2 separate regions of the Homo sapiens genome follow, and region 2 is linked to region 1. The links are chromatin loops, found by intact Hi-C in ENCODE. Cell type or tissue: sigmoid colon. All regions are shown on one strand. Links, peaks and the distances in the headings refer to the core of each region. The heading gives the core; the rest is flanking DNA. Region 1 has its middle 180 kb from the start of TLE3. Region 2 has its middle 190 kb from the start of LINC02205.

Region 1 (16,067 bases), core at 5,486-13,485:
TGCTTAGGCCTCTGGTCCAGGGCCAGTCCCTGACACTATTGGCTGCCAGCTGTGCCAGGAGAGAGGCTGAAGTTGGGTCAGACATTCTGACATTCTCTGGGGTTCTGCTGCTGCCGTGTTCAGTAGAAGGTCATCAGAGATGAATACGGTTTCTTCTAGATGTGAAGGAGAGCCAGAGTGACTCCCTAGTGACTCATAAACAGAGCAGCTTGTCAGGGCTGCAGCAAAGATGTTTCTGCTGCTCGACTCATAGCAAAAGGGGCACCCTGTCCCTGGGGTCTGAAGAAGCAAAGCCTGTGCCCTTCACCTCCTGTGAGATTCCTTTTCTGTTAACTTTTCCTCCCATGAGATGCCACGTGAGTGGTTACTTTCCAGGAGACTGTCTTGGGAGGCCTCTGCACCTTCCTGCTACAGAATTGCTCTTGGCCTTGGAGGAGATGTTAACAGTGGGCTTTGCAGAAAGCAGCAACACCTTTTAACCTTCCACCTGCTTTGAGTTCTACATGTCTGTTTGTTCAGGCAGCCCCTTTGGCTTGAAGACCCTTGGCTGCTCCTCTCTGAACAGTAGGTGATGGAGGAAGGCCCTGATTCTGCCCTGTATCACCTGCTGATGTCACCCCAGATCCTCAGCATCTCACCTGTTGATTTTCTAGAAAATGAAGCGTGGCGGTCAGGGTGGGAGGGGAAGAAGGTGAGAATTAAGAATAGATTGTTTTAAATCTTAGGACTTAGAGTTTAAAATATAGAGCCCCAAATTATTGTTCCCCATCTTCCTATAAAATAAAGTCTCTCTTATTCTCTCTCCCTCTCTCACACACACACACCTTTCTATATTTGTAGGCAATAAGGAGCCTTGGAGTGTGTGTATAGGAGGCCCACAGTGTGTGATGGAAGCATACGTGTGTGTGTCTTGGCACACATGTATCTGCATGGGTGTGTGTGTGTGTACGTTTCTCTGTGTAAGCTGGTGTGGATAAATGTGTGTTCACGCAGATGAATGTCTGTCAGTATATGTGAGAGTATCCCTGTGGGCGAAGGGGCTATCTTTAGTCCCTGTTGCCCTGTTGGGGGTGCATGTCAGCAGATCCCCTAGTGGGCAGGAGGCGGGCCTGCTTGGGCTCTAGAACCTTAGCCAGGCACACAGAGGAGCCTGGCCATCTCAGTCGATGAGGAGGTTGAAGCAATTTCAAATTCCTGGAAGAGGAGCTTCCTGTTTTTACAGAATCTATAGACTCCTGGGCTGAGAAACTTTATATTTAAAGATTGAAAATACCAATTTTATAATAAGGTAAAGGTGGGTTTTCATTTATCTCTATTAAAGGCAATTACAAATGATTTCTTGATTAAGAGAAATAGAAAAGACGATCACCCTCCGAAACCTCACATCACGATGATTCATTTGATGTTAAGGTTTAGGGTATCCTCAGCCAGAACTGTGGTTTAAAAATGCAGAAATAAATTTTTCAATACCAAAGAATCAATAACCTACACTCAGGCTGAGACACAAAGCTGTGTGTGGAAAGAACTCTGGAGATCATAGGTGTCTAAGCTGTGTGAGTGTGTGTATGGTGTATGTGTGTATTTGTGTGTGTTCACATGTATGCATGTCTGTGTGTATATGTGTGCATTTGTGCCTGTGGCTGTGTATATGTATGTCTGTATGTATCTATATGTGAATAGGTGCATGTTGTATGTGTCTGCGTGCTTGTGTGTAAATGTGTGTATGATGTGTGTATATGTGTGCATTTGTGTGTCCATTTGTGTGTGTATGAGTGTGTCTGTGTGTATGTGAGTGTAACTGTGTATCTGTGTGAGCGTGTGCATGTATATGTGTCTGTGTGCCTGTGTGTATGTGAGTGTGACTGCGTGTGTATCTGTATGTGTGTGCATGTATATGTGGCTGTGTGCCTGTGTGTATGTGAGTGTGACTGCGTGTGTATCTGTATGTGTGTGCATGTATATGTGGCTGTGTGCCTGTGTGTATGTGAGTGTGACTGCGTGTGTATCTGTATGTGTGTGCATGTATATGTGGCTGTGTGCCTGTGTGTATGTGAGTGTGACTGCGTGTGTATCTGTATGTGTGTGCATGTATATGTGTCTGTGTGCCTGTGTGTATGTGAGTGTGACTGTGTATCTGTATGTGTGTGCATGTATATGTGTCTGTGTGCCTGTGTGTATGTGAGTGTGACTGTGTGTGTATCTGTATGTGTGTGCATGTATATGTGGCTGTGTGCCTGTGTGTATGTGAGTGTGACTGTGTGTATCTGTATGTGTGTGCATGTGTATGTGGCTGTGTGCCTGTGTGTATGTGAGTGTGACTGTGTATCTGTATGTGTGTGCATGTATATGTGTCTGTGTGCCTGTGTGTATGTGAGTGTGACTGTGTGTATCTGTATGTGTGTGCATGTGTATGTGGCTGTGTGCCTGTGTGTATGTGCATATGTTGCATGTGCATCTGTGCATGTCTGAGTGTGGATGTGGCCCTGGACATGTCCCACTGCTCCTGGGCCTCACTTCCCACATTTGTACAATGAGCGTGATATGGTTTGGATGTGTGTCCCCTCCAAATCTCATGTTGAAATGTGGCCTCCAGTGTTGGAGGTGGGGCCCAGTAGGAGGTGTTTGGGTTATAGGTGTGGATCCCAAATGAATGGCTTGGTGCATCCTCATGGTAATGAGCGAGATCTCACTCTATGAGTTCACGTGAGAGCTGGTTGTTTAAAGGAGCTTGGCATCCCTCTTGCTCCCTCTTTTACCATGTGACACCCCTGTCCGCCCTCCACCTTGTGCCCTGAGTAAAAGCTCCCTGAGGCCTCCCCAGAAGTTGAGCAGATGCTGGTGCCGTGCTTCTTGTCCAGCCTGCAGAACCATGAGCCAATCAAACCTCTTTTCTTCATAAATTACCCACTCTCCAGTGTTCCTTTACAGCAATGCGAAATGGGCTAACACAGGCGCTGAGCACTAAGTGGACTCCCATTTCTGGAGGGCACTGGATGCTCAGCTATGGTGTTGGGGCTGTGACGGGTTCCATCCTCCCCCTTCTCTGCTGCAAGTTCACCCCCTGACTCCTCCCCCTCCCTGCCCCTAAACCCTCATGCAGCGTTCAGTCCTTCCCGCTGCCCAGGCACCTGGGAAAGGCTGGGAACCTTCACCTGCATCATGTGCTCAGCTGTCTCTCGCCCTTACACCCATGTGACCATGGGCGAGTCCCTTCTCATCCCCGGGCCTCAGGCAGGAAAATGAGGTGGTGAGAGACTCCTCTGGCTTGGTCATTCTCAACATGCACATTTCCTGACCGTGGTGAGCTGGGAAGTGGTCTAGGAACCGTCACACACACACCAAGCTCCTCTGAGGACTGGACACTCCAGCAATAACTGTATCAGTGTCCCAGTGCCCAGCACAGGGCCTGGCATGGAGCAGGTGCTGTGGAAGCAGGGACAGAAGGAGGGGTGTGTGGAAAAGGTGAGGCTAAAGCAGCTGAAGCAGTGCTCTTGCAGCCTCCCCACTCCCCCATCCCCATCCTGGCCCCGTCATGCCCTGATTTAAGACTCAGAGCTCCCCACATCTCTCTCTCTTCCTCCCTTACTCTCCTGCCTTGCTGGCATCACAAAATCACCTGGGGAGAAATAATGGTGCCCAGACCCCTGCGAGACCAAGTAAATCAGAATCTCTGAGTATGAAGCTCTGCCATCCGAAGTTCTAATGAACAGTGTAGGTTGAGAACCTCCTCCCTAGAGGCCAGAGAATCTCAGGCTCTCTCGACAGACTAAATCTCATAGAGACCAAATTAAAGGTCTACAACTTTCAATCTACTTCCAAGTTTCCTGCTGAGCTCCTAAAATACAGATCTGGGGACGTCCCCAGAGCTTCTGATTCTGAAGGTGTGTCCTGGACCTGGAAATGCACATTTAAAATCAGCTCCAAGATTCCTGGTTCCGAGGCAGGTGGTCCTCGGCCCTTCTTTAACCAGCTCCGGGAGGCTTTGTAGCCAGGCTACATAGAAATGAGGGGATCCCTGAGTCTCACACATGTCATAGGCTGCTTTAGGATAAACATCATCCATGGTAGGGAACCCTGGCACCCTCCTCCTCAACCCTCAGCCATACTTTAAAAACCAATCTAATTTTGTTCCTTTCTTCATTCAATCACTTCTCATTGCCTTGATGACAAAGACGTTAATCCCTAATGTGGCGTAGGAGGACCTGTAGGTCTGGTCTGGCCTGGGGCCTCCCCTTGAGCCCTCTCCCTGGCTGTAGGGCCTCTGCGGGTGCAGCTCTCTCTGCTCGGCTCCCCACTTGGCTGAGCTAAACTCCTGCTCACTGCTTAGAGCTCTCCTGACCCTTCAAAGGCCCAGTTCACCAGTCGCCACCTCTCACAGATCCCAGAGCTCCAGGCGTGAATCCGGATCCTCTACCAAACCACATTCTCCAGGAGGGCAGCAACTGGGTCAGTTTTGCTCCCCATTCAACCCCGTAACCCACATGTCTGCCTGGGGCCTGCCATGTAATAGGTGCTCAATAAATATTTGCAGAATGAATAAATGACACAAAACACATACTTTTTCAGTTTTGGCGATTCTTATCCTGAATAGATTTTACAGCCTCACTGATGGACAAGGGGATGTGTAACTGAGGATGTTCAGATAGTGGAGCATGACAGGCAGACCTGGCATGTGTTTGTGCATGTGTGCCTGCTGCAAGTGTGTGGTATATGGGAGTTAGAAATTACATTTAGGTTGAACTTAGCGACCTCTCGGCCCATAGCCTTTTTCCAACAATCACAAAGTGGCTCTGCGAATTGGGTTTTTCTCTCTGCATTAGGACCCCTGCTCCAGGTGCCTGCAGGGGATGGCAGTGCTCACAGCCTGAGTGTCCTCGGGAACTGGGGGAGAGGGAGCCTTAGTTGTATGGGGTTCTACTAGGAGAGGGTTCAGGGGTTACAGAAAGAGCGTGGCTCCTGAATCTGACCAGCGTGGGTTCAAATCCAGGCTCCATCCTTTCCTCACCAGTGTTGTTACCTTGGCTCAATTCCTCATTGTCCTCAGTCCAGTGGGAATAATCCTGATGAACCTACTGGGGAGAAGGGTGTCCAAATTGGTGACGCAGTGTGCTTTGCTCTCGCCTTCTCCGAGGGAACCTTCCTTGAAGCACCCATCCCCTCTTCCTTAATCCCCAGCACACTGTCTAGCACAGTAGGTGCTCAATAAAATCTTGTTGACTTGCTTAATGTGTCACCTAGTCTAGAGACTGTCTCATAGTAGGTTCAGTAGCTCCCTTTCCCTCCTCAAGACTTCCAAGCCTGAGACCAGGGTGAGTGGGTTCACACCCCAGCTCTGTGTATGTGTATCCTGGTCCCTGTGACCTTGAGCGAGCACATATGGTTTTTCTGGGCCTCAGCCTCTTCCTGGGTCAAAGGAGGGGCCTGGAGCCTATGTGTTTTACCCATTCTCATGTGGAGTTTTGCCTTGTCTGAGAGGACTGTGCCCAGGGATGGTGAGGTCCTGGCTGGGGCACCCCAGGGGCTGGTGCAGATTGAGGGGCAGCAGGGCTGAGAGCCGCAACCTGGCTGGGTTCCTGGCCTGTGAAAAGGGAGCTGTGTGTTCCTTCCTTACCTGCTTGTAATAGAAAGCTGCTCCTTCGATTGAGCTGTTTTCTTCTTTTGCCCTGAGCTATGAGGAGTAGATTAGATGAAAAAATTATCAAGCCTCCTCGTCTAGAATAAATATTCTTGAAATGGAGCAAGTTATAAATAAGCAAGCAGCAATATCCTGTGTTATGAATATATAATTTCTATCTTTAATAGCTGACTAGGCCCCAGGGACTGTCTGAAAATGGCCTGTCTGGCCCTGATATTTTATATATTTCTTAAAAGGCACCCAAACTTTTGTTTCTTAGCCCTTGGACAGTTAAGTCTTAGGGGGAAATAATGAGAGTTGAAAGTCTCATTGAGCAAATGCACCAAGCGCAGGTACTTGGTTTACAAAAAAAAAAAAAAAAAAAAAAAAAAAATCCAGAAGATGCAAAGGCTCATGTTGAATAAGAGAGTTAGGCCTGGAGCTTGTCTCATCCCACCTTCTCATTTTACAGAATAGGAAGTGGTGGCCCAGAGAGGGGAAGTGACTGACCCAAAGTCACACAGCAATGGACTATGTTCCAGATTCACCAGGCTGGCTCCCTTCTCCAAGTGGCTGCCCGCAAAAGTCGAGGGAGGGCCTGGAGACTCCAGGTTCCACAGCCAACAGAAACTTGCCAGGGGGACTGACAAGGAGGTTTGCCTCCAGTGGAGGACGAATCGCTGGATGAAGGGAGTCACTATGTCTCAGAGGCAAGACTGTGAGGTCTGGTGAGCCATGGAGGCCAACTGTTCCCTCTCAGACCTCCTGGGCCAAGTCTGCATCGCAGCCTGTCGTCAGGAGCCTCTGAAACCTGCCCTTTCTGCCTCTGCAACCCTGACAGCCAAGGGGCAGTACAGATACTTGTCGCTCCTCCTATCTAGCAGGAAGCCTGATACCATGAAAAGACAATGGGCTGCTGACCTCACAGATCCCAACTGACCAAGGGCTCCTCCACCTCCCAGCTCTGTGGTACTGAACAAGCTGATTGACTTCTCCTAGACTCAGTGCTTTTTGTCTGTTAAATAGCGATGGTTGTGAGGATTAAAAGTGATAGTGTGTAAAGCACCCAGGATGAAGCCAGGTTTGTACCAGGTGCTATGAATGTCACCCATCCCTCCAGGGCTGCAAACCTTTCTTCCCCAGTCCACAGCATTGTAACTGTGACTACCTGTCACTGCAGGCCAGCCTCTGAGCCCCTGGCTGAGATGAGCCCAGTGATTCTATGTTCATTCATCTGGTCTTCCAGGAAGAATGTATCTTCTCGAAGCCCTCACATTCCTCTCCCTGGTCCCCAGCAGTGTCCTGCAATAGGACTGCCCACACTGTAGGTGCTCAATTAAGGACATATTGGATAAGTGCCTACGGTATGCCAAGTACCAGGTCTAATAATGGCTAGTCATTAACAAGAATTGACTATGAGTTGCATTTACGAATGCATTGATCCATTCAATCCTTGGCACAGCACCACAAGATGGGCATTCTTATCCCCATTTAAAAGATGAGCAAAATGAGGTTTGCCAAGGTGATTAGGTCACTTGTTCGAAGTTATACATCTAGGCATGGCAGGGCTAAAGCCGACTTCATGCAGAGCCTCTTTTCATCCCTCCACATTGACTTCTTGCAGGATGACCTGCTTTTTCTAGGATCAGAGTAAAGCTGGAAAACAAATGGATTCATCAGCAGGTTCCATAATGATGGGAGGAGGGGTGGGTGGGGGAAATATTAATGCCTGTGCAATGTGCATGTTAAAATGTAAATGTCCTCTCCTGTGAGTCGTGAGGCACACTCATCATTATGAGCCAGCGTCTGAGGTTCTGATTTTGATGGCATTAGCTTTAATGGCTTTATTTTTTTTAAAAAACCATTTAATTACTAATCAGAGCTGCCTTGCAAGCTAATGTGAGATGCACACTTTGCATCTGGGGAAAGAGCCTTCCTCAGTGGGCAGCTGAGAAGTCTGCCAGAGGCCAGAGGCTGGGCCAGCTGGTCTCCCCCTCCTTAAGGGGGTTCCCCCACCCCTGGTCCCCAGACCTCTCTGCTATTCAACACTTGTCTTTGAAATTGCAGAATCTCATTACATCTGAGATGAACCTTACTTAGTAATTGGCTGGCCTATTCCCTCCCACCTCACCTCACAAAAGGGTAAACTGAGGCTCCAAAAGGCCCCACGGGTTCCAAAGGCTGGAATTTGTGGAGCTTCTTTCTTACTTGCTAACAGATTTCTAGCACATAGACTCATTTGCATTCACAATTTCAATAGTCAAAAACTTTCCAATGCTAAAACCTCATTTTCTGAAGCTAATTTAGGTCTCATTTTCATTAATAGCTTGGCAACAATCACGCAGTGGAAATTTCTCCCAGGTCGAAGAAAGAGCCCCGGTTGGGGAATCAGGATGTGTGTGAGCTCCTGCTGTGTGTCTCTGGATAAGTTGAATCACCTCTCTGGTCTGTGGTTTTTCTCCACAGTCAAATGAGGGGACTGGGTTAGCTCTGTGTTTTTCCAAACATGATTCTATAACTCCTCTGTAGAATACAGTATGCAAAAAGATGGAAATACTTGTTATTCAGAAAAGAATGCTTTTGGCCAGGTGGGGTGGCTCCTGCCTGTAATCTCAGCACTTTGGGAGGCAGATGAGGGCAGATCACTTGAGGTCAGGAGTTCGAGACCAGCCTGGCCAACATGGCAAAACCCCCTCTCTACTAAAAATACAAAAATTAGCTGGGCATGGAGGCGCACGGCTGTAATCTCAGCTAGCTGGGAGGCTGAGGCAGGAGAATCGCTTGAACCCAGGAGGTGGATTGGAGGTTGCAATTTTTTGAAAGTGTACAGAGTCTAATGAGTTTGCTGGATTCAAGTTAATCAGGGTTTTGTTACCATTATTTATTTATTGTCCAACATGTGTGCTTTGGGCCTTTCCTATAACAGAGTACCTGCAGACCCTCTAAGAGGAGGCTTTTTTTTTCATGGCAATTTTATCAAGTCCTTTGAAGCACAAGAGTTCCCAGGAGCGTAGAATGGGAAACTCTGGCAGGCATGGGGCCTAGGTCTCCTCTGTGTCACACTCTGGGACTTCTGTGACTCCAAGAGATAAGAAATAAAGGAGGCTGCTCTAGAGACATCCTCTTAGCCTTAAGCTTGGATCACTCACTTCCTCTGAACATCACCATGCTTTTGTTCAGAGGCACTCAAAATCCACCTTGGGGACTTGACCTTACCACTACTTGTCCAGGAAACCTGTTCTGGCCACAATGACACTCACCAGGCCCTGTGTCATTGCCCCAGCCAACCTTTGCCCCCTTCCCCTCTTCCTGGGTAAGCCCCTAAGCCCCTCCCCTCATCCTTTGCAGCACCCTCTCACATGCCACCTTGCTCAGAGGCAGCAGTCTCCCACCCCGGAACAAGCCCCAGGCTTGGAATCAGAGCCAGACGCAAGCTCTGTCTTTGTGCCTTGGTTATCTGGTTCTGGATCAAGGACTGAACTTTTTTCCGCTTTACTTTCCTAAGACAAAAATGAGAGAGGATCACGGTACTGACTGTCTTGCTTTGGGGCAAAGATTAAAGGGGCTTGAATATCTTGTCTTAGCCAAAGTTTTCTACAAAGCAAGGCCTGAGGTAAAGGCCTGTGTGCTACTGCTCTTTTAAGCAGTGTGATGCGAGGGCCGCAGGAGTGAGGGAAACGATAGGCAAAACTGGAGACAGGAAAAGCCAACGCAAGGATGCGGGAGAATTCAGCCACCCAGTGGCATCAAGAGCAACTGAGTGCTTGATGTCATGAGAAGGTCTCTCAAAAGGCTATGTAGGCCAGGTGCGGTGGCACATGCCTGTAATCCCAGCACTTTGGGAGGCTGAGAAGAGCAGATCACTTGAGGTCAGGAGTTCAAGACCAGCCTGGCCAACATGGCAAAGCTCCGTCTGTACTAAAAATACAAAAATTAGCCAGGCATAGTGGCCGGAGCCTGTAATCCCAGCTACTGAGGAGGTTGAGGCATGAGAATCACTTGAACCCAGGAGGCAGAGGTTGCAGTGAGCCAAGATCATGCCATTGCACTCCAGCCCAGGTGACAGAGCGAGACTCTGTCTATAAAAAAAAGAAAAAAGAAAAAAAAGGACCCTACGTAGCAACTACTTCTTAAGACAGTCTATCCAGAAAGAGGTGAGAAGAGGAATTTACCCGTGGGCTCCAGTATCTTATGGCTCAAAGGATTGCCCCTGGTGTGTTCACTCCCCCAGGTCTCCTGGTTGCACATGTGTGCCTGCTGAGTGGGTCTTGCTGCATTTCAAGTGTCACCAGCAAGAGGAAAGCTCCACAGCAGAAGTGATGTGTGCACAGACAGGAGATGCACTGCTTTGAGGTTGTACCTACATTCAGTTGTTCAGAGTCACATGAAGTTGGTCATTGCAGGGGAATGTGAGGGGCAAAGGTCTAAGACCCCAGAGATATGGGTGGTTGAGAGGCTTTGAGGATGGTGTAAGAAGTGTCTCTGTGTCACCCTGTACCACCCACAGAGGCATCTACCCTTCCATCACATCCAGCTCCCATACAATCTGGGGCCTCTGTGTTTGGTGTGAACTGAATGTCCCTGCTTTCTCTAAGAAGTGGGTACAAGTCCAATGACTACAGAGTTTCCTTGGGATCTCTGAGATGACCTAAGGCAAGAGGTTAATAAAACAAGACACAGTGCCTGCACCTGTCCTGAGGCCCTTATGGGTACTCATCAGATCTCCCCTCCATTCCCCAGTCTCCATGTCCCTCACCCTCAACCGGCAATTTGTCTGCTCTGTGCTGCTTACTGAGCAGGATGACTCAGACCTTCATCCCGAAGAGGTCTGAGCCCTTGGCTTGTCCTGTTCTTATTGAGCTGTTGTTGCTGCAATTGCTGACTCACAAGTCCCTTTCATCAGGCAAAAGAACACCAAGAGACTCGCAGAGAATCCCTGCTGTGAAAAGCAACAGGACTTGGCCCTCACAATAATCTGGTGAATTATCCTGCCAGGATGGTAACTCCTTTCATCACTGCTAGTCCACTAGAAAACTAAAGTGACAGGTAGCTGTCACAGCTTCAAATCCAGTGGGACCTTTACAGTGTCACCTGCAGGAAATACTAGCCCCACAACAGAAACATTGGCTGTCTGTGGACCATGACCCCTAACCTCACAGAGCCTAAGGTTTGTGGCAAGTGTAAATCCTGCTAGAGGGTCACTAGGAGTGATGGCAACAGGGAATGGACGTTCAGCCCTGGCTTCCCAGACCCATGGATTCCAGCAGTAGGAAGACAGCACCATTTATTGCCTGTTGGTTAGGTGCATAGACAACATGCTAAAGACAGTCCTCCAGTCCCACAGGGGGTGGTCCCCAAGCTAGCACCTGAGCTCAGCCTTTCACAGGCCATTTCACCATTGTCATGGGCCACTGCTTCTCTGTAATGGGTACACAAGAAGATTAGGGGAGTCCATGGCCATGTGCCCATTGTCATACCTCTTTTGCAGTAGGGCCCACCCTTGATAGGAGTCACTGACGTAGGCGCTGCCATGTAGGTGGAGAAGGCATTCTGTGAGCCTTCATATGTGTCGGTGGAGGCACTGAGGGTAGGAGGACCCAGGAGGACAAATCCGTGTTCTCGTCGGGGTGGAATTTTAATTCTAATTTCCCTAACTCGAGTTCATAAGCAAAGCCAGAGCTGCGACTGAGACTGCTATAAAAAGAAACCTCCTTGACTTTATGCCCAAGGGAGCTGTGTTCCTTAACATTTGCGAAAAGGGAGGCTTCCTGATACATGAAGAAATTACATCTGTTTTTTGGGTTAAACACACACACACACATACACACATACACACACACACATACACGAGACACACACAATGTAGACTGGCTTCCTGTGCAGACAATGTGGGCTCAGTTTTCCGGAAAATAGTTACCCAGTTAGGAAATTCTCCAGTCAAGAAAGCCCAACCAGGCCATTCAGCTCTGGGGAGGGCACTCCGAGACAATGTCTGCTGGAGAAGCACGTTCAGTTTGTGGATTACCAGTGGGCACCAACATCCCCAGCAAGCTTCTACCTGAAGAGCTGGAAGCCACCAAGGAGCTCCAACACCACAGTGTGTCCTCCTAAGTCCACCGCATGCTCCTGCCGTGCACAATGCTTTGCAAACTGTAAAGAGCTCTCCAAATGCACAGCCATTAGCCTGGAGACTGGCCCCCAAAGAAATGGGCTTGGGAAGGGAAGGGACTGTGACATCCTGAGGAAAGCAGAGGTCCTTGGCATCCTGCCATGGCTGAGGGAAGTGAGCCATGCACAACTCCCTAGCTGCGTGCCGCACCTTATAGTCTGTACAGAGATCTGTCTCTGTGGCATTCATTTGAGCCTTTCTCCATCAAAAAAAGACCTCATTACTTCTGTTTGCTAATGTGAACCTGAAGCGCAGGAGAGCTGACTCACTCCAGGTCATGCATGCAGTTAGTGGCAGAACTTCAGTTTGGGCCCATGTCTGTCTCTCCTAACCACTCTGCTCTCCAGCCTGTCATTCATTCATTCTCATCCCCCACTCATCCAAGACAAATCAAGACAGATACTGAGCAGACAGTGCACGCCCTGGAGATGGGGGCACAGGGAAGACATGAGCCTGTTTTCAAATGGCTGCATGGTCCTTCACCCTAAGGACCATGTAGCCATTAGGCAGGAGAATCAGAGGCTGAGATCTGGCCCCCTTTATTTATTGTCCAGTGACCTTTGTACTGGGCTCATGGTCATTGCTCCTGACATTTGCAAAGCACTTTACTGCAGGCAAATGCTTCCACATGCAACTTGTCAGTGGAGCTGGTGGGACCTGCATCGTGTCTCTGCTTTATAGACAAAGAAGCTGCCGTTACCGTGAATTGCCCGCCGTCCTTTGGCAGAGCTAGTGGCAAAGCCAGGCTCTGAGCTGGGCCTCCTGGCTCCAAAGCCAGTTCTCCTTCCACTCCGCCGCCTCTGAACACAGAGCAACATGGGTGAAACCTTTCATGCATCTCTCTCCTTTCCCCCTTGGCTTCTGAAACACAAGTGAGCCTAGGAAGGAGAGGTGACTGCCAGCAGCCTTTTAGGAGAGACGTTCCTGTACTCAACAGTTATTAAGTGTCCACAGCATGTGAAGCACTGCCTAGCCCATCGTGACAGCTTCAGATTGACATGATATTAGAAGGCAGCCGTGACTTGGGTACCAAAGGACTGGGAACACCAGCGTCAGGTCTCCCGCTGTGGCCACTGTCCTTTCACAGCCTCTGGGAACACCCCCATGCACACCCCGACATGGGAGGGCAGTCAGCTTCTTTCCCAGGTGCGGCCCACAAGGGCGACGGGGTGGGGACGGCCCCAGGAGAGCAGAAGCCCTCGGGGCTGCAGTGTGATTAAATTCTCTGTTGTGAGAAAGTGACACTATGATCTGATTCATACCAGTAAATATGTGATTTACATTTAATTCTGAGTAACCTTTCTGGGCTCGGCGAGGTGTGAAGGAATCTGATGGGGCCAGCTCCGTGGAGAAGGAGGCGATTCATATTCATTAAGACCTCCACATTAGCCAGCTGAAGGGTGGCAGAGCCCCAGCCCGCCCTCCTCCTCATGCCTGCCGAGGTCACGGCTGCAGGGAGGCCAGCAGTCACACTGGCTGCCACCTGGGGATGGGGGTGCAGGTTAGCGGTGAGAGCTGGAGGCACCAAGAGAAAGTGGGAGGAAAATAAACAGCAGGCCCACGAGTGACACTGTCCAGGTGATGTCGGCCCTCCAGAGTTTGCTGAATGAGTCCTATTGAGCCCTCGAGGGTGGAAGAAGAGATATTGATCGAGGAGGTGGTAGCTCTGAGAAGCCCCTGCTGCTCCCTTTGTAGGACTTACAAGGCACTATAAAGCCATCTTTGCTTCATACAGGCTTGGGGCAGAGAGAGAAATGCTAAGGAAAGAGGGTTGGGGTCTCAGGACAAGGAGAGTGGTGCTCTTGGCCCCTGAGAGCACTTGTTCAGGTTTTGATGAACTGAGCTGAGGTCACCCCAGGTGCACATGGCCCGATGAGCTTGGGAAGTGAAAGAAGTGAGCTGAGATAAGGAGGCATGCATCTCCCATGGACGAGCTCCCCAGATGTCCTTGGACCCTCCACTTGCCCGTCCTCTTAATGGGAATATCTACAATGATTAATGACAACCCCAAGAGCCTGTGTTTGTGGAATGCTTGCCGGGTGCCCACTCTGTGCAAAGCCATCTTACATGCATGCTTCTACTGAGTTCTTGCAGTAGCTTTATGGAGGAGTGACTACGAGTACTTCCAGAGCATTGACGAGGATACTGACGCCCATTTTGGGCAAATGACTCACCCTAAGTCATGTACACAGTTCGTTGCAGAGCTTCTGTTTGGACACATGTCTGTCAGACTCCAGAGCCTGCTCTCCCAACCACTGTGCTCTCTGGCCCTTCATTCATTCATTCTCGTCATCCACTCACCCAAGACAAACCAAGACAGGTACTGAGTGATGGGGGCACAAAGAAGACATGGGCCTGTTTTCAGAGAGCTCTCCATGGGGGAGAGCAGGGAGACAGATCATTATCATTCAAGGTGGCAAACATCACCTGCTCTTAGTTGGGCATGGACTTCTTAGAGTGTGCTGGGGAGAGAGAGACCACTGTGTGCTGGAGGAATCAAGGAAGGCTATCTGGAGGAGACATTTTAGAGAAAGCCTTGAAGGATAGTTAGAAGTTTGTCAGGAGATAAAAGAGAGGGCCAAAAAGTATTGGGTGTGTCTAGGAAACAGCACACATTCTGGGGCACAAAGAAGATGCTCAAAGAGGAGCCATGGGAGATGAGGCTGGAGAGGAGCCATGGGAGATGAGGCTGGAGAGTGGGCCAGGTTGTCAGGAGAGCCCAGGCAGAGGGGACAGGCAGTGGGGAGCCATGGAGGGGTTTATGCAGCGAGTGGCATGTGGGTTTGCTTCAGAATTATAGCTGTGGCAGAAGCGGATCAGAGTGAGGTGCCTGGGGGACCATGGCTTGTCCAAGGGGACACTTACCCTAGCCTCTGGTAAGTCTCTGACATTGCAATTGGTTTTTATTTGGATTGAACCTCTTTTTTCAACAGAGCAGGGGCCTAAAGCTTTGCCTAGCACTTTTCTGGGCCCTTTGAGGATACAGAAGGGAAGAGAATATGACTTTTGACCTCAGGGGCCTTTCATCCCAGTTGGGCTCCGGGCTGACCCAGAAGCCATTTGGGAAGAGTGAGCCGAAGGGCCCTGGCTGGGCCTGCCTTTGTCCCACCACAAAGGAATATGTCCAGGCTGCTGCTGATGATGTGGGGGTCATTATCTTAGAGAAGGCACTGTGAAGATGTGAAAACAAAAGGGAGGGTGTGGAGTGAGAGAGGAGGGAGTCCAGAACAGCCCTCTAAGCAACACCCACGTCTAGGAGGAAGCTGAGCTGCCCACAATCAGGGAGGAGAGCGGTGACGCCTGGGTGTCCAGCAGCTGAGGCCAGAAAGTGTGTCAAGGAGGAGGAAGTGTCGGCAGTGCCAGGCCGGGTCCATAGCCCACGTGCGATGGGGGAGGAAGGGCGTCCGCTAGATTTGGCAACAAGGAGGTCAGAGGCAGCTGTCAGAGGCCAGCCTCAGCGGCCTGGAGGGGGCCGCAGCCAGACTGAGGGAGGTGGGAGGTGAGGAAGTGGGAAACACTTGTGTAGATGCCCCCAGGTGAGAGGTTTGGCTGTGAAAGAAAAGCGGGGGTGGGACCACAGCGGGAAGGGGTCAGGAAGCCAAGAAAGGGATGCTTTCCAGAAGAGGCTGAACTTGTGGCAACACTGTTGGCCAGGAGCCACGAGAGAGGGAGGGAGCTTGGGGATGCAGCAGATAGGGGCTGATGGAAGGAGCGGTCTCTGAGGGTTAGGGAAACTGCTGCGGTGGAGACAGGGAGGAGGGCGGAAGGCGGGCGTGGGCGCAGCCGTCAGTCCACAGGTTGGGTGGCAGGACCCGAGGGCCTCTGGAGTCGTGCTGTGGAGGGTGCTGAGTCTGGGCGGCTGGGCCTGTGTGGAAGGTCATGGTGGGCCTCCAGCTATACCACTGTTGCCTTCTGCCTTTCTCAATTCACCCCTCACTCTCCTCTCCTTCTCCTGCCCCCGCCTCACATCCTGGAGAGGACAAGAAGATGTAAGGGCCTTCACCTGGTGCCCCTTGGCCTCACGGTGCTGGTGACACTGGCAGAGATGGAGAGGGGAAGCAAGGAAGCCCTGAGAAGGCTGCTGCCTGGGAGGAAGACGCCAGAGCTGCAGTGTTAACCTTGTGGGGGAGCAGGGGGTGGTGGGGGGATGAGAGCCGGTGAGGGAGTCAGGAAGCTGACGGTGTGGGGAGTAAGGAGAGTGCCTGGGTTCACTGCGCATAGGCTTGGGCAGGCTGGAGGAAGGAGCTGTGGAGAAAAGCCACAGAAAATAATTTCTCCACAGGT
Region 2 (16,067 bases), core at 3,314-11,313, 46 kb before region 1:
TGTCCTCAGACCTGGTTCAAGACCCTCATTTTTTGCTATTGTGAAAATAGAGATCCAGAAGGGTGAAAGGACTTGTCCAAGGTCGTGCAGCCCAGCTGGAACTTGAAAACATACCTTTTGATTCTCTTAAGTCTACTGTTCTTTCTTCTGAATGTGCTGACTTAGTACCATTAGTATATGGTAATATGCCAACCCAATTCAAACTCTACATATGCTTCACTGGAAAATCAATCAAGCAAATTGATAGAGCTCCGTGTTGTGGAAAGAACACTGAGCTGCGATTTTATCTCTGGTCTGGCAATAAACCAGCTGTGTGACCTTGGGTCAGTCAATTCACTTCTCTGAGTCTCAGTTTCCTCATCTGTCTAATTGTGGGGGCAGGGTGATTTTTATGATCTGTAAGGTACCTTTAAATATTAATAATCTGTGATTTCATTTGCCCAGAATTATGCCAGACATTTTTCTAGCTATAAATAGACAGAAGAGAAGACACAACCATACAATACAAGAAGCAACAAAACATTAATATAATTAATATAACTTTTAATTTATATAATTAAGGGCCAGGAGGTGTGGAACTTACTGAGGCCCTCTGGGAGTTAAGAGGAGGGAGTTCTGAGTGGTAGGGAGTTGTCTTTGTGGAAAGGAGAATTCAGCCTGGCCCTAGAGGATGGGTGGTAGATAGGGGACAATGGCACTGCAGGCAACAGGAGGAAAATAAAGTGGCAGCAAGGTGAGATACGCAGTGTGTGTTTAGGAACAGAACAGCCTGACTGGAGAGGAGGTGGAGGAAGTCTTAGGAATGCTTTAGGGAGTCAGAGGTGAGCATGGAGCCCAGTGTCACATGGAATGTGGAGGAGAGGTCCTATTCTCTACAGAGACCTATAGGGGAATCTTTTGTTTTGTTGAATAAAAGGTGAAAATGATAGAGATTCAACTCAAACTGGCTTAACCAAAACAGTGGATTTGTTAACTCACACAATCAAAAACCCCAGGTTAGACTTCAGCTGTAATTGGACCCAGGGGCTCAAAAAATCTCACTGGGAATGTGCCCTTCTCCGTTTGTACTTTCTTCTGTGTTGGCCTCATTCCCAACAGCCATTTCCAACTGGTGGCAAGATGGCGCCCAGCAGCTCCCAACTTACATTTTACCACTTAAGACTGGTGGAAAGAGAGCTCCTTATTCTGCCAGTTTTGTGAAAGTCCTGGGGTGGATGCTCATTGACCCAGATGTGATCTCGTTCCCATCTCTGAACCAATCACCAAGGCCACGGGCGGGATGCAAGGCCCCGATGGACCAGGCCTGAGGCACATGCTCATCCCTGGAGCCGGAGAGTGGGATCTTCCCCAGAGGAACTGGGGAAACTGAAAATGGGATGGGATGATGATTCCTAGAGAAAAATCATAGGGCCACTATCAAAAGTAGGAGTGGAGGCATCCCGGACAGGCAAACTCAGCAGATGTCCAGCACCAAGAGTATTTCATCAGGCTTCATGTGGAAGAAACTAGGCTGTGTCTTTAAGACAGAGCCAGACTAAGCAGTAATTCTGCATAGGGGAACTCAGTTACTCAACTCTAAAACCTGCTGGGCAAGGGTTCTGAGAGGCCGCAGTGAGGTGGATGGGACGACAGCCTCGGGGCAGGTCTCATCTTTCTTACATTAATACTTCTTGGAGAGACTCAGCAGCAGGGCAGGAATTTGTTAAATTACATAAACATTATTGTGACCCGTAAAATTCAATGAATCTCGGCCTGTTTACCCTCGGCTGGCTTTAATGTTTGCACAGTGTAATTTAATGTGTCAATTTGCTCTCAAATAAAAAACATCTGGCCCTCTGACATGCCAAAGAAACCGGAGAGCTGATGTTCAAAATCAGCTAAAAGTCCCAATCAGGGATGATGTTTTGAGGAAGAAAAAAAAAGGCAAGAGGCTCAGAAAAGGAAGCCAAGAGTGTTAGGATCCATTCCTGGCGGAGTGACAACCCTCTGTTTGTGAGTCTGTAAGATCAGTAAATTTTATCCTAATTAGAATTAAGAAAAGCCGAGAAGAGCACATACCATCTTTAACTGGCACCCATTGTGCAATTAAATTTCCTGTGGCTGTCCCTGCCAATATTGACATTCATGCTATTGGATTTTTAACAATCTTATTATTTTGTAATTGAGAGGAGCAAGAAGAAAATTATGCTTTTCTGTATAGATGATCTTCCCAGCTAAAGTACCGCTTCCTACAGCAGTTGGCCTGCCTAAGCTCTTTCCCTCCCTGGGGGTTGGTGGTGTTTGGGGAAGAGAAGGGGAGGGGGGACTGGCTGAGTGTGTGGTTTTCCAGTAAGATCATCTATGCGGCCTGTCTTGCTTTGGTCTCCAGTAAATAATGGTACTGCTCACTCCTGCAGACAGAGGCAGGGCTTGGCAGGCAGGTCTGAGTTGGAGGCACTGACCTACATAGAGCAGGGGACAGGGGAAACAGGTGGGGCATTGAAGGCCTTTCAGGGACACCCCTACCTGCTGCTGGTGGCTGCTCATTGATTCTGACTGCTGGGGCCTCCCCAGGAGCTGGGCAGGCCGAGGTGGCCCGAGGGACACTTTATCCATCTCCCTCTCCGGCAGCTCTCTTTCTTAGCACCCAAGGCTGGGCCAGGCTGAAGGAACCAGGGAGGGATGGTTTCCACTCCCCAGTTTCTCACCCCAGTAAATGCTTGAGACATCCTGATGAAAAAGAGTTCGGCCTGGAGCCCGGGCAGCCACCCTGCTGGAAGGAGCGGAGCCTGCTTTCCTGGCTGTGGAATGACGGGGTCAAAGCGAGTTCAGGCTTTGCTTTAATTGAGTAGAAGATAGTTCTTCCTTAAGGGAGCCCTGAAACAGTGCTTCGGCAGAGCAGAATGACTTCCCATATTGTCAGAAGGGATTAGCCTGGCTGGTTTGTAAATAAAGAGTGATCCTTCTTTCCCCTCTAGGACAAACAGATCATATTTTCTTCAGATCACCAGGGCCGGGGCTCCCTCTAATCAAGTCCTTGACATTTCAGTAAGACTCAAGGAGTTACATGTTTTCCATGATTGTGCCTTTGGTAATTACCCATTTTCCTAAACGATTGCTATTTTCCAAATTCAAAACGTTTTGAGGAAGTGGGAAAATGAAATGTCTCTCCAATGACGTGAAGATGAAGGGGAGGGACAGAGGTGGAGGTGCGGAAAGGAGCAGGTCTCTTGAGGCTGGGACAACATCATCCTAATAAGCACCACGGAACAGATCCCTGGACCACTGAGGTGCTTTCTAATCTATTCATTTTTCCATTCCTTTGGGAAACAATAGTTTCTGAAGCCCTTGCCAGGTGCCAGACGTCATGCTGGCCACCGAGGGCAGAGTAAGACCTGTTTCTGCCCACTCCAAGGAGCTCCAGTCTAATGGGAAAGACCAGCATGTAGGCTAATTACAACAACAAAACGTCTTGAAAAATAAACGTCATGGAATCCCCAAGTAAACAGCAAAACAAAACAACAAGAGAAAAATGAAACGAAACCAAACCAAAAACCAAAAGCTTTGTCTGAGTAGAACAAGGAAGTCTTCACAGAGGAGGTGATGCGGTGTCTCCCAGGATGAGTAGGAGTTGGCCACCCTAGCAAAACGGTAACAGAAATAGCTAACCCAAAATGTCTGGTGCTATTCTAAGGGCCCTACACATACGCATTCATAGAATCCTTACAATCTTATGAGGCAGATGCTTTTTTCTTTAGCTATCCTCCTGCCTTGGCCTCCCAAAGTGCAGGGACTATAGGCATGAGCCACTGCACCCAGCCCAGATGCTATTTTTACCCCAATTTTCAGATGAGGAAGCTGAAGTGCAAAGACAAGAGAAGCTTTCTGGACCAGGAAATGGCATGTGGGAAAGGACACACTCCTGGGAAAGTAGGTTGTGTTGATGGACAATGGGGAGGGGCTCCTTTGAAAGGTGTGGGGAAGTAACCTGCTCAGATTGTTTTTAGGAGAATGACAGCACAGTGGTGGAGGAGCCAGACTGAGAAGGAACAAAAGGCCAGCAACAAAAATAAGGCTCCCTTCCAACTTCCAATCACCACGTGCTCCTGTCATCTCCCTACCCCACCCTGCATCAGCTCCCAGGAAGGGAGCTGAAACTCAGGCCTGCTTCTGTGGGCACCAAAACCTGACTTAGTACGTGATCCTCCCTTCCATCCTCATCCCCATAGATGGGCATGGAGAATTAGTCCGCAGATCAAAGCCAAAGGGTGTTGTCTCATGGCACTGAGGTGGGGGTAACCCTTATGACTCCCATAGGAAGCCCTATGGAAGGGGACAAAAGCCCCCAAGGCTGAACCTACCCAGGAGAGCCAGGGCTCTGCTGTGACATACTGTGGCCACACAGAGGAAGAGTCCTTGCCTTTCTGGGTTGGCTTCTGCTTTCTTGAATGATCTTCATTTGCATCCTTTCCTCTTGAATAATCCTCCCTTCACCAAATCTATCTATCTACCTCCTGCAGCTTGTGTCCACTCCAAACACAGTTGACAAGAAGTCTTGGCAACACAGCCTAAAGAAACACTAAGCAAATTGTTCCTTGTCGTCCTGACCTTTGTAAGCCAAGAGCTCTACTTTATAACTTGGGAACGCACAAATATTTACAGTTGTAGGGAAGGGAGCCAATGGCTGCTGGAGGGTCCTAGAATTGGAAGGGAGCTGAGAGCTTGTCTAGCCCAGCCTCATATTCACTATAGGAATGCCCTCCACAGAGCCCTTGGCAGTGGTCACCCAGCCTCCCCTTCCTGGTCCCTGTGATGGGAAGGAAGGTCATCTTCCTCTGAGAAAGTGCTTTCTGTTGATCTTATCGTTGGAAAGTTTTTCTGACATTGAGCCAGAACTGCCTCCCAGTAACTTTGCCCTTGGTTTTGGATGGGTCTCTAGGGCCTCACAGCTTGGGTATCTTCTTTCCCACGACAGCACGTTAAAGGCTAGAACTCAGCCTCCCTGTCTGCCTTCCGTTGTCTGTTCTTCCTCAGTTCCTTTGTTCTTTTCTTGGGGGCCTTCATTCATTGGTCCCTCATCACTGGGGTCACCTTTCCTTGCCATGTCCAACACATCCTAGTTGGTCAATGTCTGTCTTAACATACGATACCCCCAAATTCATCACAGCACTACAGTTGAATTGCTTTCTAAGATCTGAGCCCTGTGCCATTAATTCCTCATCTCTAAAACTCAGCTTAGCTATCCAGGCCATGTAAGCCAGAGAAGAGGGAAGGAATGAAGTCTTCTTGAACCCCTGCAATGCTAGCCAAGTTCTTTCTAAACACTCAGGGCTCAGAACTGCCCCAGGAAGTAGATACTCTCCTCTTTGTTTCACATATGGAGGAACCTGGTTTTCTGACATAGAACTGAAAATAAGGAAGTAAGCAAAACAAGTCTTTAAGGACGCTGAGCAGAGGCCAGAAAGTCACCCGGAGTCTATTATTTACTCTTCCTTTACATTCATTTCTGCCAAGATTTTATTTAGTATCAGGAGAACTGATTTTAAATCCTGGCTCAGCCACTTTCTAGCTGTGTGACCTCAGGAAAGTTAGTGTCTAAGGTGACTAACCAATCCCAAATTGCCCTGGTCTGTCCTGGTTTTAAAACCGCAAATCCCATGTCCTAGGAGATCACTCCATTCTGGGCAAATTAGCACATGTTGGTCACCCTATTCAGTCAATTTTCTCTTTGTGATATCAGGATAACAGTAACCCACCTCACGAGGTTGTTATAATTTTAACTGAGATAATATATTTGGAAGACCTGGCAATGTGCCTGGCACATAGCAGATACACAATTAATGTTCTGTTTAATTTGAAAGCCTAGTTAATTATGACAAATTAGAAAGAAGTCAAAGACTGAGAGGTGGCCATGAGCAGTTTAACTGGAAAACCATTTTTAAAAACACCTAGAAACATAAACGGAGACACATAGTAGAGGGTCGTACCGTGAGGGTCTCAATGTCCTCTGTACTGTGAATATCTCACTGGAGTTCAATGAGCCATGGTAATTGTCGTCCTTGAGTGGGACTCCGCAGGACAGAGGAATAACTAAATCTTCTGCATTATACTATGTGTGATAAGGCAGGGTAAGGTGGGATACATTGTGGAGTAAGTGCCACATGAAATTTAATGAAGTCTTTAGATCTTTAAGCGTAAGTATTCAACCCTCTAACAGGATGGCAACCAACCAGCATGGCAGAGGGAAGGAGGACTGAAGAGGGTCCCAGGAGAGCCTGAGTCTGCAGTCAGCTCACTGCCTAACTATAGACAGATTGTCCTCACAGTTCCGGTCCTGTCTCCTCATCTGTGAAATGGGGAAGAGAAAGTAGACAAGGTGTTGTCTAACAGAAAGGCAACAGAGTGGGGTGGTCAAGAGCACGGATCCACCACCCACTAGCTGTGTGAGCTAGGACAAGCAAGCAAATCCACCCTCTGCACCCTGCTCTCCTGGCCTGTAACCTCGTAGAGATGTTGTGAAGATTTTATGAACTGATGTACTTCCTGGTGCATGTTGAGTTCTCAGTAAGGATCAGTTCTTAAAGTTAGTATCCCTTCTGGGTATCGCACTCCATGACAAAGAGTATCATCTCTTTCTCTCCCCTCATCACCAAGGGTTAATGCAACATAAGCTTTCGCTTGAGTGTTTTGTAAGTTTCTTTTCCCTCCCCAGCCCGCCACATCACTCAGCTGGCTCACGTTGAACTTGAGGCAGACTAAAACCTCCTGATCTTTTTTTATGTGAATTGCAGTCCAGCCAGGTTGCTCTCATCCTGTTCTTGTGCAACTGATTTTTGGAAACTACATTCAAGACATTAGATTTATTGATGCTACATTTCATCTGGTTGCTTTTGACCCAGCATTCTTGACTGTCGAGATCATCTTGAACCTTAATTCTCTCATCCCCTCCAGCTTTGAGTCATCTGCAAATTTAATGCATATGCTTTCCATATCTTCAGATCACGGGCTTAAAAAAGCTATTTTACAGATAAAAATAAAGATAGAGATATAGGCCACTAGATAGATCAAGAGGGATCTTGTATGCCAGGCTGAGCAGTGGGGATTTTATCTTGTGGGAAGCAGGGGCTCTTGATCCTCAATCAGTTTTTAAGCCTTTTCTGAACATACCCACTACAGACGCTCGTATGTTGTCCCTGGATCTCAGAGTGTTTTCACTGATGACAACAAGAGTTCACCCCTCAGCCACCCTAACTGTGGCCTCTTCTAAACTACTGAACTCACCGCGAAGGTCTGAATCCCTTCCTGTCTGTACCACATGCAGCCCCAAGGCCCAGTCCTATTCTCCTCCCTCTTGTTGCTTCCCAAACTGAGGCCACCCCTACTTTGGGGCCTAGCCAAATACCTGTTATCAATCCAAGAAATCAATTCTCTCTCGTTGGTTCAGGAAGGCATGGACCATGATGACTTTATGTGCTTCCCACTCACGTTTCCATTTTTACAGGGGACTTCAGTGTCTGAACTGGAAGGCCAGAGCTGTGGTGGATCTGCTGGTAGCCACCTATAGCTGTCTGGATCTCTGCACTGCCCAGGGCACCACGGGCATGTTATATCACAGCACAGTGCAACCAGCTGGTTCCTGGGCATGACTACAAGTCGTTATGAAAAGGCTGAGGACAAGATGATAGGGAAATGTGAAAAGGAAAATTCTAGAAGTAATTTTCATATAAATTAATTTAAATAACAAAAAAAACAAACATTTAAGTTTCTCCAGGTAATCTGGCAACTCTCTGGTACTGTGCTAACCAGGCAACCATTGGTTAGGGAGCTTCCAAAACTCCGTGTCCACTCCAGGCCCCGCTCCAGCCATCTGGCCAAGCACACTCAGCTTCAGGACACAATGAGCATAGCCAGTCCCTCTTTGATGTCCTTGGTACCAGAACCTTCCCATTTTACCCCACAGGACTCCCAGGATTCCTTTCTAGGGAAGAGTTTGATGATGATGATGGTGAAGATGGTAAAGAAGAGCAGTTACCCCTGATTGAGTGCCTTCTGTGTGCCAGGCATTGTGCCAGAGCCTCTAAACAAACCATCTCTAATCTTTTCAACCTTACGAAGCATATTTTTTGTGATTCCCATTTTATAGAGGAGTAAACGGAGGCCCACAGAGATTATAGTAACTTGCCTGTGTCCACAAGAAATAGCAGAACTGGAATTTGAACTCTGGGTTTCTCTGATTCCAAAGTCCACTGTATCCACCACCCTGTTTCTGTAGCTTTCCAAAAGCTCCCACTGTTATTTTCTCTTTTGACCCAAACAGTCTTACGGGGGTGATAGGAAGCTGAGATGAGCAGAACTCTGCCCGTTGCCGAGGCAAAGTGCAGTCAGTAGGCTCACAGGCTCACTGGGGTGGAACTGGACCTGGTACCAGCCTTCTGACTTGTAATGCAATGCAATTTATCCCTGTGTTGATATCCTGATCGTTGGAAGGGAGCCCAAGGATGGCTGGGTGGGGAAGCTTTTGCTTTTGGGAAGGTAGCGGTAGCAGGTGGTGTTAAAGGGAAACTGTAGTAATTGTATGATGGCTAAGCATGGAGGCTCTGGAATTAGAAAGTACCAGGTTCCAAGGGGCTCCAGCCTCTACTACCTGTGTGAAGTTGGGTAGATTATATTACCATCGTGAGCTGCCATTTACAAATGGGTTAATGAGAGCTCTTCAGTGAAATACTGAGTTGAGAGAGAGAATTTACACAAAGCCATCGGCACGGTCCAGGCACATTTCCAGTGCCTAACACACATCGGCTCGGATTACCATTTCTTTTTTTTTTTTGAGGCAGAGTCCTAGTCTGTCACCCAGGCTGGAATGCAGTGGCACGATCTCAGCTCACTGTAACCTCCACCTCCCAGGTTCAAGCAATTCTCCTGCCTCAGCCTCCCTAGTAGCTGGGATTACAGGTGCCTGTCACCATGTCCGGCTAATTTTTGTATTTTTAGTAAAGACAGGGTTTCACCAGGTTGTCCAGGCGGGTCTTGAACTCCTGACCTCAAGTGATTCACCCTTCTTGGCCTCCCAAAGTGCTGGGATTGCAGGCATGAGCCACCGTGCCCAGCCTATCGCTATTTTTCTTACCTCTGTCGTTACAGCAATCTACATTCGTAAATGTTTTCATAAGTGCCCTTGACTTGCTCATCCTACGTGGAGGCATTATGTCCCCATTCTACAGACTGGGCAACTGGGCACTGAAGCTACCTGCCCAAGGTGATCCAGGAAGGACTGAGCAGAGCTAAGCCTTGAGCTCCTGACCCCACGGTGAGCTCCCATCCCCAGCATGCTGCAGCTGTTCATCTTTCCTGGGTCCAGTTTCACATTTCCAGCATTTCTCAAATGTTAATATGTGTCTCCATTACCGGAGATCTTGTTCACATGCAGGTTCTCATTAAGGAGGGCTAGGCGGGCCTGAGGCTCTGCATTTCTGGCAGTCCTCCGAGGGAAGTCAAAGCCGCTGGTCATGGGGCCTCACTGTGGTTGAGGGTCTCCTTCAGCTGGTAGGGGTCCCTTGAGCAGGCTCAGAGAAACAAACGGCAAGCCCTGCGGCCCCTGGGACTGGGACCTGCAGGAGCCCTTAAAGTTAGCTTCTAAGTGTGGCCCCCATAGGATGATACTAAGGAGATATGGGATTTGGGAGCCACCTCCTAGCAGGGTTGCCAGGGCCGGCCCTGCCCTCTTGCTCACCATCTCCTTCTGCTTCCTTCTGACTGCTTCCATGGGAGCCTGACAACTACAGCAAAGCATTCTTGAACTCCCACGCTGAGCAGGAGCTACATGACCGGGTGAGTGTGGGCAGCCTGCAGAGAAGGAGCTGACATTTGTCTTAATTGGAGTTACCATGTAAATCCCACCTGTCTCCTCCTGGTGCCCATGGCCTTTGATGGGCAGGGAAGGGGGCTCTGAACAGAGAGAGGCTCATAATGTCCCTGGGGATACAAGGCGTTATTAATGTAGGCTCTGGAAGGAGATGTTCCCACTTGTCAGCAGGGAAAATGAGCTGGAATTGAGTTTAAAAAAAAAAAAGAGAGAGAGAGAAAGAAAGAAAAAGAACACAGGCATCTAGGCAAGAAGAGTGGCAGAACTCCCCCCAGGGCAGATACCCTTCTGCCCCTCCCATGGGTCACCCCTGTCTTTCAAAACCAGCCTCTAACCCAGAGGTTTTCAAACTCAGCTACCAATCGTCACCTGGGAGCTGTAACAATTGCTGATGTCTCTGCCCCAGCCCCAGATATCTTTATTTCATTGGCCTGGGGTGTGGCCTATGGAAATTGGGGTTTTTAAGCTCCCAAGTGATTCTATGTGCAGTGGGGTTGCAAAACTGCAGGTTGAATCTTAGCTTCTCCAGGAAGCCACCTCTGATTAGCTGATGCTAATCTATGAGCCCAGTGGAACTGTCACCTTTTCTAATCAGCCAGCCCTGATGTATCCATACAATTGGAGGGGGATGGGGTGAAATAACCCCCATTAGTGTGAATTGGTTGAAGAGGACACAGAAGGATGTAGGATGTACCTTCTCATTTCTCTGAGCTTAACTTCCAAATGAACAAGCATTTGCAGCTGCTGGACAGCCACAAAATCAATTCACTCAGTCATTTAACCAACATTCATTGAGCACCTATTATGGATAAAGAGCAATGAGAGATTCACAGCATATTTGATATAGTCTCTGTAAACCAAAAATAAAATTCTAAGTCCCCTAAATGACGGAATGGAGCCCCCCTCTTCACCAAGGAGACCCCAAAGAAACTTGAAAAACTAATTTTGGGAATGACAGGAAGCAGGGATTGGACATACCTCATTGTAGCCCCCTCTTTTTGGAGTTTAGATTCAGCTGACCAGCATTAACATGAAAACAGAAATCTGAAGGCTGACAAAACAGACTCTTCATAGCAATGAGATACTAAATTCCAACCTGACTCTGGTCCCATGACAAATAGCAGGCCTTGAAGGAGATAAAAGTATTTTACCCCAAAATATATTTCTTTGGCATATTTTGAAATGGCCCCGCAAAGCTCTCTCTTGGGGAAATTTGCATTCTGTAGAAAATCTCCTTCCCTCACTAGCTCTTTCAGGAGAGACTGACACCTGATAACAGACATTCACCATCTTTTCTCTCTGAATCCTGGAGGCTTCATCTACATGACAAGAACCTTGGCTTCACAATCCTGCCTTATCTAAACTCAAGGTCTCTTTATGCTGAATTCAACTCTTCAGGCAAGGCCTAACTCTCTCAGCCAATTGCCAATCAAGAAATCTTTGAAACCGCCTATGACCTGGAAGCCTACACTCACCCTACTTCGAGATATCCCACCTTTCTGGGCCAATCAATATATACCTTATATGTATTGGTTTATTTCTTTGCCTGTAACTTCTTCCGTCTCCTTAAAATGTATAAAACCAAGACGTGTTCTCAGGACCTCCTGAAAATGTATCATGAGCCATGGTCCTTAACCTTGGCAAAATAAACCTCTCGATTGAGACCTGTCTCAGATACTTTCTGGTTTACAATTCTGCACTTAACTAACTAAAGCCTAATAAGGATAGAATAGGCAAGACCATAAATAACAACAACAATTACAAAACCTGTAGGTGATAGGCTGTGAGTTAGGGAAATAAAGAGATAATGAAAATGTATCTCACACCTAGGATGTGCAAGGCCATTTCCGAGTCAACCTATATATGCTACGTCATTTCATGTCAGTGACAGAGTCCCATTTTTCAGATAAAGGAGTTGAGACTCAGAGGAGCCAGTGGCTTGCTCATGGTCACACAGCTGGTGCATGTTGAAGCCTGACTCCAAAGGAGGCGTGAGAGCATGCTGCCATGGCAAGATGAGGAAGGGATGAGTTCAGTTGCAGGAATCTGGAGAAACTTCAGGAGGACTCAGGGCTCACTACAAAAACATGCCACCACCAAGGGGCCTCTCATAGGAGGGCCCTGTAAGAGGACATAGCCTCAGGGAAGAAGCATGTTCCTGGTAAGGCTGATAGTGGAAGGACAGCTCAGACGAACAGGGAGAGGAGTTGCTGATTCTGAAGCAGGGAGTCTGGAAGACCAGGGAAGGGTTGGCAGGGAAGGTGTAGGAGGTGGGCTTTTAGAGGGCATAGAAGTTCAGAGCAGGCAGGGGAGAGATAGCAGAAGGGGGCATATACACCTTCAGTACTGACCAATTCACACAGCGATGAGAAGCATGAGAGCCTGGCCACTGTGAGAAGGGCAGGCCCTGGCTCAGCATACTTGGCTGAAGTGAAGAGGGCAGACTGCAGTCTGCAGACACAGGCCCTGGGTGAGGGTTGGTGCACAAACCACTCAAGAGAAACTTTGGGCAGGCTGGATGAGCTGGGCTGCAGGGCAGGGACTCTGTTTTTGACACTGATATCTATCATCAGTTGGATGTAATATTCATAGTTTCTGAATACCCAGCATGGGGCAGGCATGGGCCCAGGTGGTTTCTCTCTGACCTGGAAGAGAGACAAGTTTCTGTGAAGTTGAGAGAATGTAAATAATCTCTATTAGGATGGTGGTAGTGGTGGCAGCAGTGGTGCTGGAGGTGGTGGGAATAGCGGTGGTGGGGTGGGGTTGGTGGTGGTGATGGTATTAATGGCAGATGGTGGTGGAGGTAAGGGTGATGGTGGTGGTAGTGGTCATGATGAGGGTGGTGGGGTGGTGATGACGATGGTGATGATGATGGTGATGGTAGTGATCGTGATAGTGGTAGTAGTTATGCTTGAATGACTGACACCAAAATGGCTGCTACCTCTAGCCTCTCCCGTGATTCATACTTTCACCTCCCCCGTTGTCATCTCCTGTTGTATCATGTAGGCCTATCAGTCTTCTACACGCCTGCACTCAAGCCGTTGACCTCCTCTCTTTTCTCTTTGCCCTTCCTTTACTTTCATCTGTATTCCCTGGCTTGGGAAACAGCCCCTCTAGTCAGCCAGCCAGCCAGCCAACCATCAGAGCTGATGCCCAAGAGTCAAGCTACATCCTCCAACTATTCTTATCCCCAACAGCCAGTTAATTACCAAGTCCTGATGCTTTGACCTCTTACTCACTTCTTGAGACCCATAGTCTTCTCTCTGTCTTACCTGTTCTTGCTTTATTTGGGACCACATTACTTCCCCCCGACTATGGGAATACCATCCTGACAGAACTGTGAGATTCGACTGGCCTTTCTCCAGACCACCCTTCATCTCATCATCAGAGGCAACCTACCCACAGGCAGATCTGGCCATGCCATACCGATGTCACACCCCATCTCTGACTTGCAAGTGCAAGGTGGTCCCTAGGCTGCCAAGCTCCAGACCCATGAAGCTGCAGCACTCTGCTCTAGCATGACAGATGCACATATCTTTTCTTTTGCTCATACGAGTCTCTGTCTTGAAAACTTTTCTCCTCCTCTGACTGATGGACTCCTGTCCGATTCTTATGAAGCTCTTCTGCTCCCCTACCCCAGCTGGCAGCAGTGGTGTCTCTCTCTTCTGTGCACTCTATGCAATTTCCGGTCTTGCTTATTTCACTCTGTTTATTCATCTGCCTCCTTTGCTATGCCATGAACTTCACCAAGAAAAGGGAAAAGGGAGGTCTTGCCCATCTCTGAATCTTGAAGACTTAGCACAGGTGCATACTTGGCACTTCCTGGATTCAAGACCAGTAATATTAATCCAGATAACTGTGTGGTACCTGAAATTATGCAGAGAGCTGTATCTCCACATCATCTCATTTGATTCTCATCACTCTCATGGAAAGTTGCAGGGGGCATTTGCTTTGTTTCACTGATGGGAACACTGACATCCAGCAACAAAGGCAAAATGACTTGCTCAAGGTTGCCCAGGGAGGTTGTGGCTGAGTCAGTCTTTGTCTCAGATGTCCTGACTCTGTTGTTGGAAACGTGTTGATTTCACACCAGAAGCTCATTTTCTTTCTCTCTGAGATGCTCTATGGCTGAGAAGTGACCCATGCACATAGGGCCTGCCCACTCTCAGCATGAAATACCTGTGATTGAGGAGGGAACAGGGGCTTTGAATTCCTAGGTAAGGACAGATAAGGAAGACAAGCATCTAGAAGGCACAAAGCCATAAGGATGGAGAGAACTAGAGAAGAGATAAGAGTCTTATCACAAAATTTTGGAACCTGGAAAGCAGGTAGACAAGTGGTAACAAACTTAGCAGGAGAAATAAGGATTCTTGAGCTGGCATTGGGAAAAGCTGAGAACCAACTTGATTTACACAGCAGAACCCTTAGAAGCCTCAGGAGCTGGCAGCGTCAGGTACTTCTGGAAGTGAGTGAAGGGATGGGCCAAAAATAAGGATTTGTAAGTGAAAGCAATTCATTCAGAGGCTTTAGAACCCCAGATCCCTGCCTCCACTGCATACTGCTAGGCAACCACCCAGTCCGTACCATGGCCAAAGCCTGGAGATAAAGTGAAGTCTCTGCTCGGAGATGAGGGGCATGAGGCTCAGCTGAAAACAGGACGAGTAAGAGAACGTTTTCATAGTTAATGCTGAGGTCCCCTAGCCATCTTCTCTCATAATCTCCCAGTAGGCTGCATCTGGTTTTATACCCTCTAGGAAAGACACTAGAAACCTCTTTTCTGGGGGGAACGGGCCCAGGAAGGAAGAGACACGAGGGTTCAAAATTACACTCCTGCACATCTTTTGTCGGGAAAACTCCTGAAGAACATAGATACTAAACAAAACGAGGGGATGAACAAAGAAAAGAAAAGATACAAAACAGAAAGATCCCAGGGGAGTTCCCAAAATGAAGACTGTGGAAAAGCCCAGGATGAGAATCATGACCCAGGCAGAGATGGTGGCTAGTCCCGATTGGAGAAGAGCAGAAAGCTCTGTGAAACATTTGTTCATGGAAATGAAACTGATAGAATACTGTGTATTAATGTGTCTAACTCTGGTTAGACAGCTGGTAGCCATTTTGAATGTTGAATTAACAAGTTAATAGAAAACTATGCAAACACCAGGAAAAACAAAAGTAGTTGTCAACTCTGAAGAAAACAAAAGGTATGCGGGAAAGGGAAAGGAATCCTAATTTACTATGTCAATCAGCTCTGAGGAATGGTAATTACTTAGTCATAATAATGTCACCACTGACTGATTTTTTTTCTTTTTAATAATTTTTTTTTTTACTTAAAAACAAATAGAGACAGAGTCTCACTATGTTGCCCAGGCTGGTCTCGAACTCCTTGACTTAAGTGATCCACCCACTTTGGCTGTAATCCCAAAGTGCTGGGATTACAGGCATGAGCTACGGTGCCTGGCCACCAGTGACTACTGATTAAGAAAATTAATTATATGACTGTATTGGAAGGATGGAGATTAGGACATGTGCATGTGTGTATCAAGTGAGTGAGAGAGAAAGAGGGAGAAAGTGCTAAAACTCATTCTTCCATAATACAAAGTCAATAAACAATGCTTCAAATAGAAATATCAATAAATAGCAATACAAACATATAAGGATATGGAGGTAAGCATTAAATGAATTCATTAAAAAACTTGCAAGTGGTCCTCTATGAGGGAGTCTGATAAATGTTTTTCTTTACACAAACTTTGTAGAACTGGTTGACTTGTTAAAGTACATACTTGTATCACTTTATGTTTTTTTTAAAAGGTAAAATAAAGACTTAACAAACCAATGACAACAAGAGCATAGGCATCGGAATCAGACACCACCACCTCTTACTGTGTGGGCACCAACAAGAATGTCTCTGAGTCTCAGTTTCCTCATCTGTAAAATGAGGATAAAAGCATTTACTGCACATGATGTTTGTGAAGATAAAATGTGATAAGTATCTAAAGTGCTAAGAACTAGTGTGCCCTCAATAAATGTTTGCTGACTGTCAGTCAAAGCAGGACAATTGTTTGCTTTCTCTTTTTTGCCCAACAAATGTCCTTTCTTCACTCTACACCTGTGAGAGGTCGTTTTTGTTTATTTATTTTTTGTTTATCTTGCTGTTGTCATTAGTGATTCTCCCACCCCACCCCACCCAGATTAAGGCAGGAAGTGCAAATTCACTTGTTCTCAGTGA

The links. Hi-C counts contacts between places; a loop is a spot of excess contacts. Peaks named below come from ENCODE experiments on the same cell type or tissue, not always from the same donor. Only the 100,000 strongest peaks of a DNase experiment are listed, where the experiment ranks them.
Region 2: it touches region 1 in a loop (2.5-fold over the local background); 12 of 110 quality-filtered maps call a loop at or near these places.

What each region holds. Positions count from the first base shown.
Region 1 is chr15:70,266,005-70,282,071 of GRCh38, reverse strand. No RefSeq gene overlaps it. Among named protein-coding and RNA genes, the nearest start is that of TLE3, 180 kb to the right of the region's middle. RefSeq lists enhancers at 10,348-10,642, 12,377-13,055, 13,043-13,092, 14,771-15,424. In sigmoid colon, for the core only: no CTCF peak of the experiment used is centred there; DNase peaks (open chromatin) are centred at 10,451, 11,607 and 11,839; H3K27ac peaks cover 168 bases.
Region 2 is chr15:70,309,971-70,326,037 of GRCh38, reverse strand. No RefSeq gene overlaps it. Among named protein-coding and RNA genes, the nearest start is that of LINC02205, 190 kb to the left of the region's middle. RefSeq lists an enhancer at 2,564-3,083. In sigmoid colon, for the core only: no CTCF peak of the experiment used is centred there; a DNase peak (open chromatin) is centred at 6,717; H3K27ac peaks cover 3,460 bases.